Linked DNA regions of Mus musculus: region 1 is linked to region 2. Evidence: chromatin loops called from intact Hi-C (ENCODE). Cell type or tissue: left cerebral cortex. All regions are shown on one strand. Each heading gives the region's core, and the rest is flanking DNA. Links, peaks and the distances in the headings are about the cores only.

The links. Hi-C counts contacts between places; a loop is a spot of excess contacts. Peaks named below come from ENCODE experiments on the same cell type or tissue, not always from the same donor. Only the 100,000 strongest peaks of a DNase experiment are listed, where the experiment ranks them.
Region 1: it touches region 2 in a loop (2.5-fold over the local background); 8 of 42 quality-filtered maps call a loop at or near these places.

The regions. Positions count from the first base shown.
Region 1 is chr1:138,837,405-138,844,976 of GRCm38, forward strand. Lhx9 (LIM homeobox protein 9) reads right to left here and starts at 5,040. Exons shown (of 5, transcript NM_001042577.1): 1 at 4,404-5,040; 2 at 2,469-2,671; 3 at 939-1,294. The coding sequence starts at 4,577. In left cerebral cortex, for the core only: no CTCF peak of the experiment used is centred there; DNase peaks (open chromatin) are centred at 3,323, 3,683, 3,999, 4,265 and 1 more place.
Region 2 is chr1:139,418,836-139,426,407 of GRCm38, forward strand. Zbtb41 (zinc finger and BTB domain containing 41) reads left to right here and starts at 3,548. Exons shown (of 11, transcript NM_172643.5): 1 at 3,548-3,588; 2 at 4,199-5,432. The coding sequence starts at 4,316. In left cerebral cortex, for the core only: a CTCF peak has its summit at 3,139; DNase peaks (open chromatin) are centred at 3,288 and 4,175; H3K4me3 peaks cover 1,848 bases; H3K27ac peaks cover 1,205 bases.

The sequences.
Region 1 (7,572 bases), core at 2,233-4,732, 580 kb before region 2:
AGCAGACAAGTTCCTTGGGCTTCCCCAAACCAATCCTGGGTCCCCTTTCCTTGCCCTCTGCGCTTGAATAAGAGCTCAGGTCTTCAGGGCAAGTAGCCTCACTTGTGAGTGAGGCAGATTGATAAATGATAGACGTATCCTCCAAAGCAAGGAAGTCTTTAGGGACTGTTGCCTGTACTCTGATTTGAATTGGGAGACGGCTGGCAAACTGCTGGCAAACAGGCAGCCTGAGGTAACACTAAGCCACCCCAGTGGACTGGAGATACTTCTGGTTATCTGAGGTCTAGATGACCTGATGATCTCTCAGGCAGGGAGTGAAGAGGTTAGATGAATACCCTGAGCCTCCAGAGGCACAGCTGTCTCAGCTGTGCAGAGTGAGTCCCACCCTATAGTTGCTCATTGCCGAGATCAGAGATGCCGATTTTTTTCAATACCCTCGCCAACTGTGTTGCTGATTAACTTTGGGCTGGTGACCACAGCCTCTGCCCCCTCTAGACAGAGTGGAGCTGGGCTCTGAAGTCTTTTCTTTTCCCCCATTAACTATTTAGGAAAACCTCCTCCAGGATCTATAATTTGGCTCCAACAAAGGAATTGCCCTGGGGCTGTTTTGCTCCAACTGAGAGCCAGAAACTAATGGGCTCATTAACTAATGGGCAACAAGGATTTGGCTTTGCCTGTTTGGGGGAAGTCACTTCGGCCTCACGGTTATAAATTTTTTTCCCCCACAAGCTCAATAACCAATAACCCATCCTCTCTCCCCTTCCGTCTCCTTTACTTCTTTCTCTTCCTCAGACTGAGAGAGGTGTGGTGAGAACAGGGTCCTGTTAGGCAAAGCACTGTCTTGGTGACTTGGTGTTGGAACAGCACCAAGTCCTGCTAAATCCTCCTCCAGCAGTGTGAGATCTGAGCTGTCGGAGTGGGTAAAGGTAGGGGCCCACCTGAGTTGTAATTCACGATGTCCACTCCCAGAGCTGGGCTCTTCCGCTTCCGGGGCCGCCCCTTCTGCACGGTGCCAGTGCCATTGAAGTAAGGCAAAGCCAAGCCGCCGCTCTTGGCCGCCAGCTCCGTGTAGCTCAGCTGAGGTGGATATTCCCCTTGCAAGAGGGTCTCGAAGTGTGCGCGGCAGTACACCAGGCTGTCCTTCATCCCGAAATGGTCGCCCGTGGTCAAGGTCTTGTTGCAAGTGGAACAAGTGAAGCAGCTCAGATGGTAGACAGAGTCTCGGGCGCGCATGACCATCTCAGAGGCGGAAATGCCAAGGTGGCAGCGGGCACATCTCTGCACAGAGAACCTTCTGGAAGCAAACAGGAGAATCAGGGAGCCAGTTGGTACAAAGAGGACCCAACTCCCATTCGCAGTACCAGGGCTTAGTCTACAGGGGCCAAAGACTAGCTAGGGAGTTCTGGCTGAGGACCTCTTTGGATATCAGCTTTACTTGCTCGGTGACCTCCTCTGGTCCTAGTGAATCCGTATATTAAAGTGCGAAGAACCAGGAACTAAGCTTCAGTGTATTTTTTTTTTTAAGCAAACAAACGAACTGGCCAATTCACGGCGCTATTGAAAGAATATTAAATTGTAATGCCAAATGAAAAAGGCTGATCTTAATGATGACAAAATAGTGCCACTCTTTCATGTATTGAGTGTGCCTGGCATCCCAGAAAAAGAACGGTAATTCCACAAAGAAAAAGCTATCCCTTTATCTCCTGCTTCTGCTTAGACAGGAGCTAGATAATGTCCACAGACGCAAACATTTCCCAACCTGCTGGGATTTTTGTTTTGTCGGGTTTGTTCGATTGTTTTGTTGTTGATGATGTTTGTTTCTTCTTTATTGTTTGTTTCCTTTTGTTTTCCTTTGCTCTGCTTTTTTGTTTACTTGGTTGGTTGTTTGGTTGATGGGTTGGTTGGTTTTTTGTTGTTGTTGTTTTGTTTTGTTTTGTTGTTTTGTTTCCTTCAATCTGGTTCTGACTAGCCATTTCTGGAACAGTGGCCTCTGTGACTTTTTCATAGGCATTTACAGGACCATTGTCACCCACCTGGCTGCTGCTTTCTGGGCCAAAAGTGGGGGAGCTGGCCAATTCATATTGAGGGGGACCACAAAACACAACAACAACAACAACAAAATATTGTCTCCTTCACCTGATACCTGTCCATTTCCTCTTCTCCCTGATTTTTCCGGAGGATGCTGTGAAGAGCTGAGAACCCTGATAAAACTCATTACACCCTGGGATCCTTCTCGCCCATCCTCACCAATGGAGTATACACAGTTTTAAGGCAATTTCCCTCATTTACGAAAAACAACACACACACACACACACACACACACACACACACCTGTACTCTGACCGAGCCAAAAAAAAAAAAGGGACAGAGAAGGGACTCCGGATTCTCGCAGTGGCTCTATCGCAGTGGTTCTATCTGGTGAATTGGGTCAGAGGAGTGTGTGAAGGGGCTGGGGGTGGGGGCAGTACCTGTAATAATCCTCCTTGCAGTAAATGCTACCGTCCTTGGCAAAGCAGGTGAGCTCAGATTCCAGAGCCAGCTTACATTCACAGCACTTCAGGCACCTAAGATGCCACTGTTTGTCTACGGCCAGCAGATAGTACCTGTCGGAGATCTTGCCCCCGCAGCCGGCGCACAGAGCAGGCTTCTCCGGGCTGAGAGGGGGCATACCCTGTGAAACAAGCACAAGGCAAGGCTGAGGGTGGGTTCGGGGCGTTGCCGCACAACCCGGGACGTCCTGGCAGAACGGCAACCCCAGCGCAAAACAGCACACCATTACAAGGGCCACAGAAACATTTGCAACTTCCCCCCATTTTCAACATTCTGTTCCCCTTCCTAGCATCCTGATCCTCCTAGCCTTGTGACCCTAAAAAAAAATCTCAACATCTTGAGCTTGCTGAGAGCCTACAGGATGTTTTGATGGGCGGTCCAGAAGGAGAATAACTAAGGCTAAAAATGTGTAACTTTCAAATAATACACAAAATAAAATAACAAACTGTTATTGAGAACTAGAATTCTGAAGTACGTGAATCTTTTATACACAGACAATACTATAATTCCTTTTTTTTTAATTTATATAGGCAGAATAATTTGGCCGTCGTTGTGATTCGGACATACCTAACAGCTCTTGCTGTTAAGGCCGTCGCCCTAGCCCTATCCTTGGTGAGAAAGTGAAGTGCCTGTCCTGAAAGAAGAGCCCCATCCATTCTTTTCCGTACACTCGCTCTTTTCTCTAGCCAGCACAAACAGCACAGATAATTATCTTGAATTTTTGATTCCCAAACTAAGACCTAGTTCCCAAATGAGGCTAGCTAAGGCGGTAAAACTTATTCTGAGAAACACAGTTGGGATGTGGTTGCCGCTTTTAAAATAAAGTAGCCATTACAAGTAAAAAGTTCACCGCTGGACCCTTTCCTCAGACTAGCAGAAACAGTCCGGGCTTCCCTTATTACATTCTGGTGGGCATGGGAAGGATAAATTTCGTCCTTTACTCAGATATTGGATTCTCACTGAATTAATTATACAAATAGCGACAGTGGACTATTATCCCAAAACCTCGCTGTTCTTGTCTAGAGCCCTCTCGGGTCAGTTTGAGCTACAGTCCTTGCTGTTATACAGAGGGTCTACAAAGCACTCTTTGCCCGGAATCATCTCCGCAGACTTCTGTAGTTTTTTCCCCCTTTGGTGCGTGGAAGGGGGACATGTTTAGGTTACTAGTATTTTCACGAAGACATAATAACTGCTGTTACGAATAGGAACCGCAATAGTAGATTCCATCTCTTGAGGTTGTAGCGCTCATGTTCTTGCTTTTAGACTAGGGACCCGCTCCTTCGCATTTTATTTGATTTGATTTCCCACTATCCAATACACTGGTCCCATAAGGAAGAGAAACGCAATTTTTGTGACGACCAGAGCAGCTGAACTGTCCTGCAGAGCCCCTAACAATCTCTGGTTTCGGGTGCTGAGCTCCGAAGAATGGGAAAAGGACCAGAACGTTGAGGTCTACTCTGAAGGTCTTGTCTTCTATCCCAGGGCAAGGACGCCAGGCCGGTAAGTAGTCCCCCTATTAACTGCACCAAGGCTTGCCCTGGGGGCGGGCGGATCCGGCCTGGCGGCCAGGTCGCGGGAGACTGGAGTTTGTGGTTGGCAGGGAGCACGCCCGCTCCTTCCAAGGCCCGCTGCCCTGTCGGCTCGGGATCAGCTGCTATACAAAGACTGGAGAGCTCAGGACTACAACATCTTAGACACCTCGATTCGGAAAGGGAACCTTGCCTAGCAAGCACGCCTCTCGTGAAAACCTTGCGAACATCCCTAGGCAAAAGTCCCCGGGACCCGCCATCCCCAACCTGGGCGGACCGGGAGACTCGCTGTTTCCCGGGCGCCGCGCCCGGACTGGTCCTTACCGCGTCGCGGCCGTTGAGCTGAGTGCCTTTGGTCAGACGGGCCTCAGTCTTGGATCTGCGCTCCATCTCCTCCATGATACCTTGGATGTGGCCTCCGGAGATTCCGTGGAAGAGCATGGCTGGGGGGCGGAAAGGACACGAATTGTTTTCGGCTCGGCACCCCACTATTTCCATAAACACACGCCTGGGGCTCTCAGTTCATTCGAGTGAAGAAGCAAAAGCGACCGCACAGGGCTGCGCGATGCAGAAGCGTAGAGACGCGTTGGGGAACAGGGACAAGAGAGGAAAGAAGAAAACGACAGAGTAGAAATAGCTCTACTTGAGAGGGAAAAGACCGAGGCAAAAGAACGACGGGGAAGGGGGCGGGGGGGGGGGATATCCAGGGTTTTCCAGAAGGAGATGTGCAGAAAACAAACAAACGCGGACGGAGGGAAAAGCAGGCGATTCTAACTGCAGCGAGAGATCGAGTTACTAATGGAAAACAACTGCCGAGGGGGGTTGAAGTGGGGGGGAGGAAAACAAAATCTAAGGAAGAAAGAAAAATAGTTTTGAACACAAAGAAAGAGAACGAAGTGCTAGATTCAGCGGTCCCCGGCTGCCTGCAAGTTCCCAGTGCCTGTAGGTTGCGTTGGGGACTGCTCCAGCCGGAGCTGTGTCCAATTTGTTAAGAGACTAAAGCCAGCCCATTTTTGATAATTTAGTAGGAGGAGTCCTCTCCCTGGAGCTGCCACGGATTTTTATTCAGACAACAAAGACCTGTCATACCTCCTCTCAACCCCCTGGTGATGGGCAAGCAGGGACAAACATTACAAAGGGGTGGGGGACTGGGGGAAAGGCAGAAGGAGGGGGTCTTTACCCCCTCCCCACATGCGCGCCTGCACACACACACACACACACACACACACACACACCCTCAAGCATACATCTTTCCAAGAGTTCCCAACAGTCATGTTTTCAAAGCGGTAAAGGAGCCCTTATTGTCCGCATCCTGGATTTGATCCTAGTTTATCCGACCCCAGCCAGGAGTGCACAGAAGATCAGTTCCAAACCTTAAGTTTCCTTCTCATCTACAGACTTTTTTAAATCCCCGTTTTACAAGACTGTCACCAGAAATGTATAAAAACCCCACAGACTTTGAATCACTCCACGGAAACGGTACTTTTAATGTATGCTCCCTTGCTCCCCATCTCTTCTTAACTTACTTATTAAAAGCACTCTTCAGACAGTTGTCTGCTTGCCTAACCTCCCCGAGGGCAGGCGGTGCCACCAGGCTCTGAGACGTCCACCAAAGTGAAAAAGGGGCGTGGAGAGCCTACTTTTCTGAGTAATACTTTTGGAAATATATATATTTACTATATATATATATACATATATATAGTAAATTTTTCGAGTGTACAGGCCAGGACATGCTTTTGTAGACTGTATACTTAACAGAACCTTGACCGTGGAGCGGGTTACTCTTTTACCTAATTCTAGATTGAAGGTAAACTTGGAATTCTAGAGTCCCCTTTGGAATTTGTCACCGTGCACAGGTCTTGGGTGAGCTGGATGCCCGACTAGGGTAGGACGACGAGGCAATAGCCGCTAGTGTTCCACACACTTAGAAGGGTGTGAAAGAGGCTCTGGGTGGAGGCGGGGAAGTGAGAACTAACAGGCAGGATGGCAGACTGCTCCTCACAAGAGATGGTATTGTTCTGTCGCCCTCTGTTCTAGTTAGCTCGGCCCTTCCCCTCCCTCTGGACCCATTAAAACGTGTCCACAATACCGCAATACTCTGATATTGTGGATTCACTGAAACGACCACGGGGTGGGGGTGGGGGGAGTCCTAGGATCGTGATGCCAGGAGCAGCGACGGGAACTTAATCCGAAAGGGAAGAAAGCCTGGCCGCTCCCGCTCCTCTCTGCCTGCTCGCCAGTCTCGGCTTCACCACCACTTCTCGGGCTTGCGGGCGAGCATCGGGGCTTCTGTCTAGAAAGCTGGAGAAGCACCCCGCGGCACCGCCGCCTCCCTCCACCCAGGCGGCTCCACGTGGAACTTTAACCCAATCTGGAAGGAAGGCTGAGGAGAAGAAGCTGGGGAAAGGGGCTAGGGAAGGAAAGGAAGAAAGAAGAGAATAAAGGAACCGTGTGAATGAGAGGGGGACTTAGGAAGAAGAGAGCGAAGGACGTGAAAGTGGAAGGAAGAGTCGGAGAAGAAATGAAGAGGAGGAAACGACTCCCAGTGCTGCAGCCTAACTTCCTGTCCCAAAGCTTCACTTTCTGGGGCTCCTGGGGTCGCTTCTTCCTGAAACTCAAGTCTCCACTATTTCCCCACCTTTTCCCCTTTCTGGGTCAAAATAAAGTTATTTGCAGAGTGGGCGCTTTTAGGGTCCTCTGGGTGCCAGAATACAGCTCATAAAACACAATTTCACACAAAAAAAATGAAGCCAATCAAGTGAACTAAGCTGGAGAAGTCCCCCCTCCCCATTTTGGCAGCCCTACCTGACAGCAGGACGGCTATTTACTGTAAGTAATGTAATTAGCCCCTTTGGATGGAAATCAATGAGCTCTCTAAACCCACGTGCACACAAGAAGGGCCTCAAGGAGGGGCTGGGTCAGGGGCCCTTTCAGAGACAGCAGGTCTGCTCACAAAGGGGCAGATTGCCTTCTTACAAGTCAGCAGTTAAACTGACTCAGAGCCCAAGGAGGAGGAGGAAGAGGAGGGGTCTACCCAAGGAACTAGTCAATTAACCCAAGGAGGCTAGAAGCCCAATGTAAATATAGGACTGGGGTCCACTCTACCTAAACACTCCCCATTTTCAGATGGAAGTGTTTGGAATTGGCCTTGGATGTTGGATATTGCTCTGTCCAGCAAGGGCATTAAAAAATAACAATAATAACAAAACCCTAAAACTAAATGAAGGAAAACTTAAAAACAACTCTCAGGAAAAGTCATAAGTTTGGGCCAAGCACAAATATATCTTGTAAGCCTGCGTTCATTCATTCATTCTTTCATTCATCCAATCTGCTTTCTCTACACATATCTTTAAATTGTCTGTAAGGAGAAGCAGGGTAGAGTACTTCTTACCTCTGTTTCTAGCTGAAAACTAACAAGACTGTTCTTTCTTACAAAACTCCAGTAATACATTCCAGGGCCAACAGAGATTGGCCCCTTCCAGAAAGAAGCCAA
Region 2 (7,572 bases), core at 2,005-4,504:
GCCAATTCAAGACCGTGGGCAATCTTTCTATCTTGTAGTTGTCTCCTCGGAATTTTCTTTTCATTGTCTCGAAGTTTTCATTGTTGAGGTCTTTCACCTCTTTGGTTAGGTTTATTTCTAGGTACCTTTTGGAGATAGTGTAATATATTTTACTAATTTTTTTCCTCTGAGAGTTTATTGATAGTATATATAAAGGATAGTGTGTGTGTGTGTGTGTGTGTGTGTGTGTGTGTGCGCGCGCGTTCGCATGCATACTGCATGCTAGCTCTAGGTAGAATATATATATTCATCCTACAACTTTACTTATGTTTAATGGATCTCAAGCTTTCTAGTAGATTCTATAAGGTCTTCTAATATACTATTATTGTCTAACTTATAGTATCAACTCATGTCATCTCCAAATAGGAGTAACTCAGCCTTTCCCTTTTCTATTTTATTACTTTTATATCTCCTTTTATGGTTGCTGTAACTCAGACCTCATGAACTGTACTAAATAAGGGGAAAAGAGTGAGCATCCTTGTCTTATTCATTATTTTAGAGGAAAAAATATGTTTGTCTCCATTTAGTATAATGCTATTTATAGATTTGTTGTCTATAGCACCGATATAATGTATACCAGCTACTCCATAAGGAAATTTCCTTCCCTTCCTGGTAGAGGCTAACAGCAATGGTGATCTAAGGGCTTAACACAAATGTTTGAAAGCACTGTGACATACATATCACATTCATTTAAAACAGTAGCTGTGGTTTTCTCCCTGGGGCCTGTGACCTTCTAAGCCATGAATTTTTGTTTTGGTTTACAGTACAAGTCACGAACCTATGTATTTTAGAGCAGGACTTAAGTTGATTGTACCCACGATAATTGTGCCACTGTTGCATAGGCAAATCCTGCCTGGCATTTCAATACTGTAGCAAATAGTATTGAAATATCATTGAGCAGGACTGTTTGTGACAATTTTCCCTCAGCTGCACCTTTCAGTACTATGAGTGTCATCCAGTGAGGAGGGAACTTGCAGCTAAATTCAGTTTTATTTCTTTGTGTCCGACAACCAGAGTATGTAACGCCATCAGTAGCAGAGTCTTACTATCTAGATCTAGCATGCAGCAACAATAGAAGTAGTCTTTATGGTTTTTAGGGCTAACAATTCATATACTGCCTCTTGCACTGGGGTTTTTACTTGACAATGTTATGGTCATTTTTCAAAAGGTCTCTTCCTTTTTCATTGGTGCAAGATGTTTCATACACTTAAGCCTTTTAAGTCGTAATTTAATAATCCACTTTTAAAACTAATCTGATTATAATGGGGTTGTATGGCAGTTGCAAGTACCATTGTACCTGGTTGTTATCAGCCCTGTTCTTCACTTCAGTGGTTGTGAAAAGACTACATCGATTATCTCTTGGTGCAACATAGAATACTGAATTGGGTTAAGGCTATTTATGAGGACTTCAGTCATTGTTTGTGTTGCATGGCATTTCTTCTAAGAGGACTGTGATAGTATCCAAACAGGTGAGGAATAGTTGTGCTCCTCACTGACAGGCATAGGCCTTGTATCATCTATTTGACAGTTCCATATGGGGCAAGTTGATTTATGTAAGTGTGTAATCTACATCTGTTGTCTTCATTGGGATATTGAGTATCACAATGAAGTCTCTGGGTATTTTACTAGTTATTAAAATACAGCAGTGTAAGAGATTAATACAACTTGTCCTATATGATTTTTGTCTGATGAGTGAGATAGACAAGAAACCATATTATATGGTGTATCAGTTTCTTTTCTGGTATTTAGATAGAATGCTTGACAGATGAAACGTAGTAGAGAGGATTTATTATAGTTCCAAAGAGATTGAGTTCATCTTTGTTGGACCAACATGACTGTGGTGTGTTTGGTAGAATCATTATATCTAAGGTAAACATTTGAATGAAAATTGCTGTTTTTTCACTGGACCTAGGGGAAACACCAGAATGAATAGATGGTTTTTAGAAGTACCTTGACCTTGAAGAAATCATTGTAGAAATGGTGATTTTTTTTTCTATAGAGTCTTTTTTTTTTTTTTTTCCTGAAGGAGCTTTCCATCCTTTGCCCGACTTTGGTCACAAGACTGCCCTGGCAGACCTGGAATGTCTTACATTATTGAGTACTACAAACAGTACACAGTGAAGGCTAAAGTTGCAGTGGTGTGGTGTTCTCCTTCATGAAACATCTAGCTTAGACCACAGGCCTTTGTATGAGGGGCTTGCTTTATCCCCCTCCCCAAACAGCATTTGAACAGCTGTCCGAGGTTCAGCTCATTGAGGCCGTTCCTCTTTGCTGCCTGCAATGCCATATTTCGCCCGGAAGTGACCCCATTTCTTTGATTGTCCCATGTAACTTAGAACACTGACACATGACAACAGCTGGAAAGACTTGGTGGTAGGAGCCAGACGATGGATGATAACACTGCACCCCCCCCCACACACACACAAAATTAATATCTATGGGCTTGTCTTTTCAAACATTTTCTACTTTATAATCTATAGCTCTGAGTATTTTATCATTTTCATTAGCTTTCCTTATACTATTCTGGGTGTACATTCTTCTTCTTTTTTAATTAGGTATTTATTTCATTTACATTTCCAATGCCATCCCAAAAGTCCCCCACACGCTCCCTCAACTTCTCCTCCTCCTGGGTATGCACTTGCTCGTATTTGCTAATGAGAGGGTAACCTTTTCAGATTCAGAGTTATGAAGAGAGTGGAGTTACAGGTAAAAGGGAAGGTGTGTGTATTGATTTCTTTTTGGTCACGGCCTTTGTATCAGTTTTTTTCCTTAGGTTTGTACAAACAAACTCTAGAACCTTCATCGCCAGACGGGCAATATCGGGCCACTGGGCATTCTGTCGGAGATGCAACACGTTAGGCAGGGGCTCTGAGGCTCTAAGTCCCGTAGAGGTTTGGTTGTCCTTTTCTCAGCTTCACATCTTACATGCACATCTTCTGTTCATAGCAAGGTAATAAAAACAAACCCCACAATTTTAGGTGTGCTTACATTTTACGCACATGTAAGTCGGAAAGCCATACAACTACTTCCAGCCAGCACTTTGGGTGTTTGCCACTGTGGACTGGAAACTGGCAGGTTTCCGGAGGAGGTCGCTGTTTGGTGACACACTGGAAACACACCAGTTGTCGTGGCGCCAATTCCCCCTAACCCCTCATCACAGCTATCTTCCCCTCCCGCAGCCAAGTTTTTCTGGTTCAGTTAACGAGGGCCCTTAAGTGGCCACGAAAAGCGGGTATAACGGACCTGGGACCTCGGTAGGGCACCCAGGGCAGGAAAGAAAGCTCACGGAGCATGCGCAGGGCTGGAGGCGCGCGCATGCGCTCGGGCGGATGCCGGGGCTCCCCGGCTTCTCGCGGCGGCTGGGCGGCTGCGCGGGCCTGACGTGCCTGCCTGGCGAGCGGCGGCGGCGGCGGGACTCCGCGAGGGGAAGGAGCGCCGCCGAGGTGGCTGAGGTGGGGGGCCGGACCCGGAAGTGGGTGGGCGCGGGCGCGAGCGCGCGGGGATCGGAGCTGGGCGGCCCCGAGCCGGCGCGGGAGCCCGGGCTTCCCGGTAATGGGCCTGTGGGACGCTTGCCCCGGGCAGCCTGGGAGGGAAGGGTCACGGGCGAGCGCGGGTCCCCGCCAACCCCGGCCTGGGAAGACTCGGCTTCCTGCAGTCGTCGCCCGTGCTGACCCCACTCTGCTCCCCTCCTGGGGCCGCCGTGCCTAGTGGATTTCGGAAGGTCTGTCGCTCAGGAGCCATGCCGCGCTCGCCCGGGGAAAGCATGCTAATGGAGACTTGCGTTTCGTGGCCGCGCTGGCCTTATTGTCAAGGTCCCAGCACCCAAATCGGGACTGCGGTCCCGGCCGGCCAGTCTGCCTTGTTTGCGGTCTCGGCGGGATGGTGCTCTCTGGGTTGTGTTCTCTCCACCTTATTCGTGAATCAGGCCTGGAAGGTGTGCTGTGCCTTCACTTCACACTATTCTTTTGTTGGATTGTCTTTCCCAGCCCAGCTCTCCTGGTTCCCTGCCCTAAAAAAAAAGAAAATCTTAGCTGGGAGTGAATGCACTGTCGACTTTGTAATCTAGTTACAATGTAGGAAAGACTAGTTGACAACACCTTTGGGTTATTTAAGATGGCTATGCGGTGGAGCTCTTACCTGATTCTCACTCTTTTTGCAGACCATGAAACGGTGGGGCACGCCCCTTCAGAAGCTGTTGTTCAAGACAATCTAGTTTTGTTTCATCAATCGCCTAAGTCACGTATGAAGTTTCTTGTTCAAAAATTGCCGCATTGCAATGAAGAAAAGGAGAAAGGTTACTTCAAATCTTGACGAGAAGATCCATCTAGGCTATCATAAAGACTCTTCGGAAGAAAATGCTGCTGTGGAGTGTGGCCAAGTGACCTATACTCAGGCTCCAGAAAGACCAACCCCCGAAGCTGCCCAGCGTTGCCAAGAACTGCCTCCCTCTCCAGATCAGAGAAAGCTTTTGAGTTCTTTGCAGTATAATAAGAATTTGCTGAAGTATTTGAACGATGATAGGCAGAAGCAACCGTCTTTCTGCGATTTACTTATCATAGTGGAAGGGAAAGAGTTTAGTGCGCATAAAGTGGTCGTTGCTGTCGGCAGTAGTTATTTTCATGCGTGTCTGAGCAAAAATCCAAGCACTGATGTTGTCACCCTGGATCACGTAACGCATTCGGTTTTTCAGCATTTGCTTGAGTTCCTCTACACATCGGAGTTTTTTGTGTACAAATACGAAATACCTCTTGTGTTAGAGGCTGCAAAATTTTTGGACATCATCGATGCGGTAAAGCTGCTGAATAATGAGAATGTTGCTGCCTTTCAGGCCGAACTGACTGAAAAGTCGTCACCAGAAGAAACACTAAATGAGCTAACTGGAAGACTGTCGAGTAGTCATCAGTGCAAATTTTGTAGTAGGCATTTCTGCTATAAAAAGTCCTTAGAGAATCATTTAGCCAAAACTCACAGGTCTCTGCTCCTTGGGAAAAAACATGGGTTAAAAATGCTGGAGAGAAGTTTTTCTACCCGGAGGTCAAAGAGGAATCGGAAGTGCCCTGTCAAGTTTGAGGATACCAGCGACGATGAACAGGAGAGTGGGGATGGGTCAGACAATTTGCATCAAGAAAGTTCTGAGAAGGAGAGGTCAGATAGAAATGATTCTGAGGACCCTGGCAGTGAATATAATGCCGAAGACGAAGAGCTGGAGGAGGAAGTGTCCGATGAAGACTCTGACACGGAGCAGAGTGACAAAGATAATGATGCAGAAGAGGAACCTGAGGCTGGCGACTCTGCCGGGAGCATCCATGAAGGGTTAGCTCCCGTCATCATTCAGAACAGCAATAAGAAAATCCTGCAGTGTCCCAAATGTGATAAGACATTTGACCGGATAGGTAAGGCTAACCCCTTTCCTAGCCCTAGTCACTTACCCCTTGTGCCTCTCCTACAACAGTGGTAATCACTACAAACTAAACTTTGGAAGGAATGTTTAAGAAGAGTTCTGAAGGGAACATGCTCTGATTTTCGGCACATAGTTTACCTTGTTATTTTAAATTTGTTGTGAATCAGAAATAATTTGGTATTTACCCTTTTGTGTTTTCTTCATTTTCTCTTAACAGGGTACAGGTTCTGTGTTTGGGAGAAAGACTCCAGACTGTCAGCAGTTATTCTATATAGCTTTGACTTAATATACCTGTTTAATCTTAGCAGTGCTAGTAGTTTTGAGTTACATGTACATTGATTATGATACTGCTAAGTACATTCTGCACATAAAATGATTAAAACAACTTTACATAATCTGACTTTGTAAAAGAAATCATGCAGTTTGATATATGACTATCTTGTGCTGGGTTATGTATGCTATTTGCATAGGTTAAATTTTGTTTTATAAGATTTGTAATCATTTCCTATCAAAGTAGGTATAGACTGGCTGTACAGTGAACATTTTTTTTTGCTTTTATGATACCTTTTGGATGTATTTCTAAGGATACTTTTCAGAATCCAATTTAATGGTTATTAATAATTTTACTCTTTCATACACAGAGAAATGAAACAACTTTTGAATAACTTAGTCAATGGGAAGACTATATGTGCACAAGAAACTTGTCAGTCCTGGTAGTAAATGGTCACTAGCGCTCTCAGTATGAGGATATACACAGAGAGCAGCTTTTGGGGGCTGAGGTACCTGGGAACATTTAATCTTTCCTATACATGTAAGACTTTGTACTCCCTGCTTATGGTATATACAAACTTTAATTAGCCTGATTTGACTTGGAAATCAATGAGCAAGGGTCAGTTCACTACGGGCATACAGCCAGCTTGGGAATGGCTTGGATGCTATCCAGAGGGGCTTACTTTTATCTAATGAAACTGCTGGGGATGGGGAGCTTAAAAAAAAGAGAATGACAGAGTTACAGCCAGATCATCTTGGCTTCAGTGTGAAGACGAAGTTAGGTAAGGAAATGAGAAAGCCAAGGAGGCAAGAAGGAAGCAGAGGGGCAAAAGCCATGCTGCTTGGATTTGGAAGATGAATGGCGTTGGTAATGAAAAGTGGGTGAGGGTAGCGCAGCGTTTGTGGTGAACGTCGACAGCTAGAATGGAAAGAGTACATAGAAGATAAACTTGGAATGTCTTGTGTGCCTAATCTCAAAACCACTTAATAGCTGTTCTTATACCATGCTCATTCCTTTTTCAGGATTTTACAGTTGTCCATCTTAGGTTTTTGATTATCATTTTGCTAGTCTAACTAAATTGAGGCTGGCTCAGTTAGTATGATCTGCATATTTTAGGTCATTAACAGTTAGTTCTTAACTGACTTGAACTAAGTTTAAAGGATGCTACCTGGGTTTACATTGGCTTGTATGGACCCATTGGTTTCTTTATCACCTCCTAACTTGGCTGCCATAAAGTATGTTTATGAGAGCAGGGGATAAGCACTGAGATTCTGCTGGGACTATTATGCACAATACATAACCCAGAGGTTTGATTCCATTACTTGGATCTTTTATTCTTTCTGGTGCTGCAAGTAGCACTCCTGATCTAGTTACGTCTCTCCATAGGCTCCCAGCTGTCCATTCCTCATCCAATTCTCATGTAAATATAAGTCCTTTGACCTTGCTGCCCCTTGTACCAAAAACCTACTGGGTAAAAAGCAAACTAGAGAGATGACAGATGGGGTAAGAGAGAAAATTTGGATAATTTATATTTTTTGTTTCCTGTAGAGAACTGAAATCTTTGGAGTAAATCACAGCCTACTCTAGAGACAGAAGTTTTGTGTCCCCTCTACCTCTTTATTAAACATGAGTTCATTTGGTCTATTTAGATAGGGGCTCTGCTTGGTTCTTAGTTAACTGTAATTCTCTACAACTAAATATTTTGTTTCTGTACTCTTTAGAGTATGCTATATGAATGGGTACAATATCAGAAATAATCTGCAGGCTAATTTAGTAATACTTCACAAAAACTGAATATAAAATTTGAAAAATAATTTTTGCTGAGGCATAGTGAGGGATAAACTTAGAAACATGAAAATAA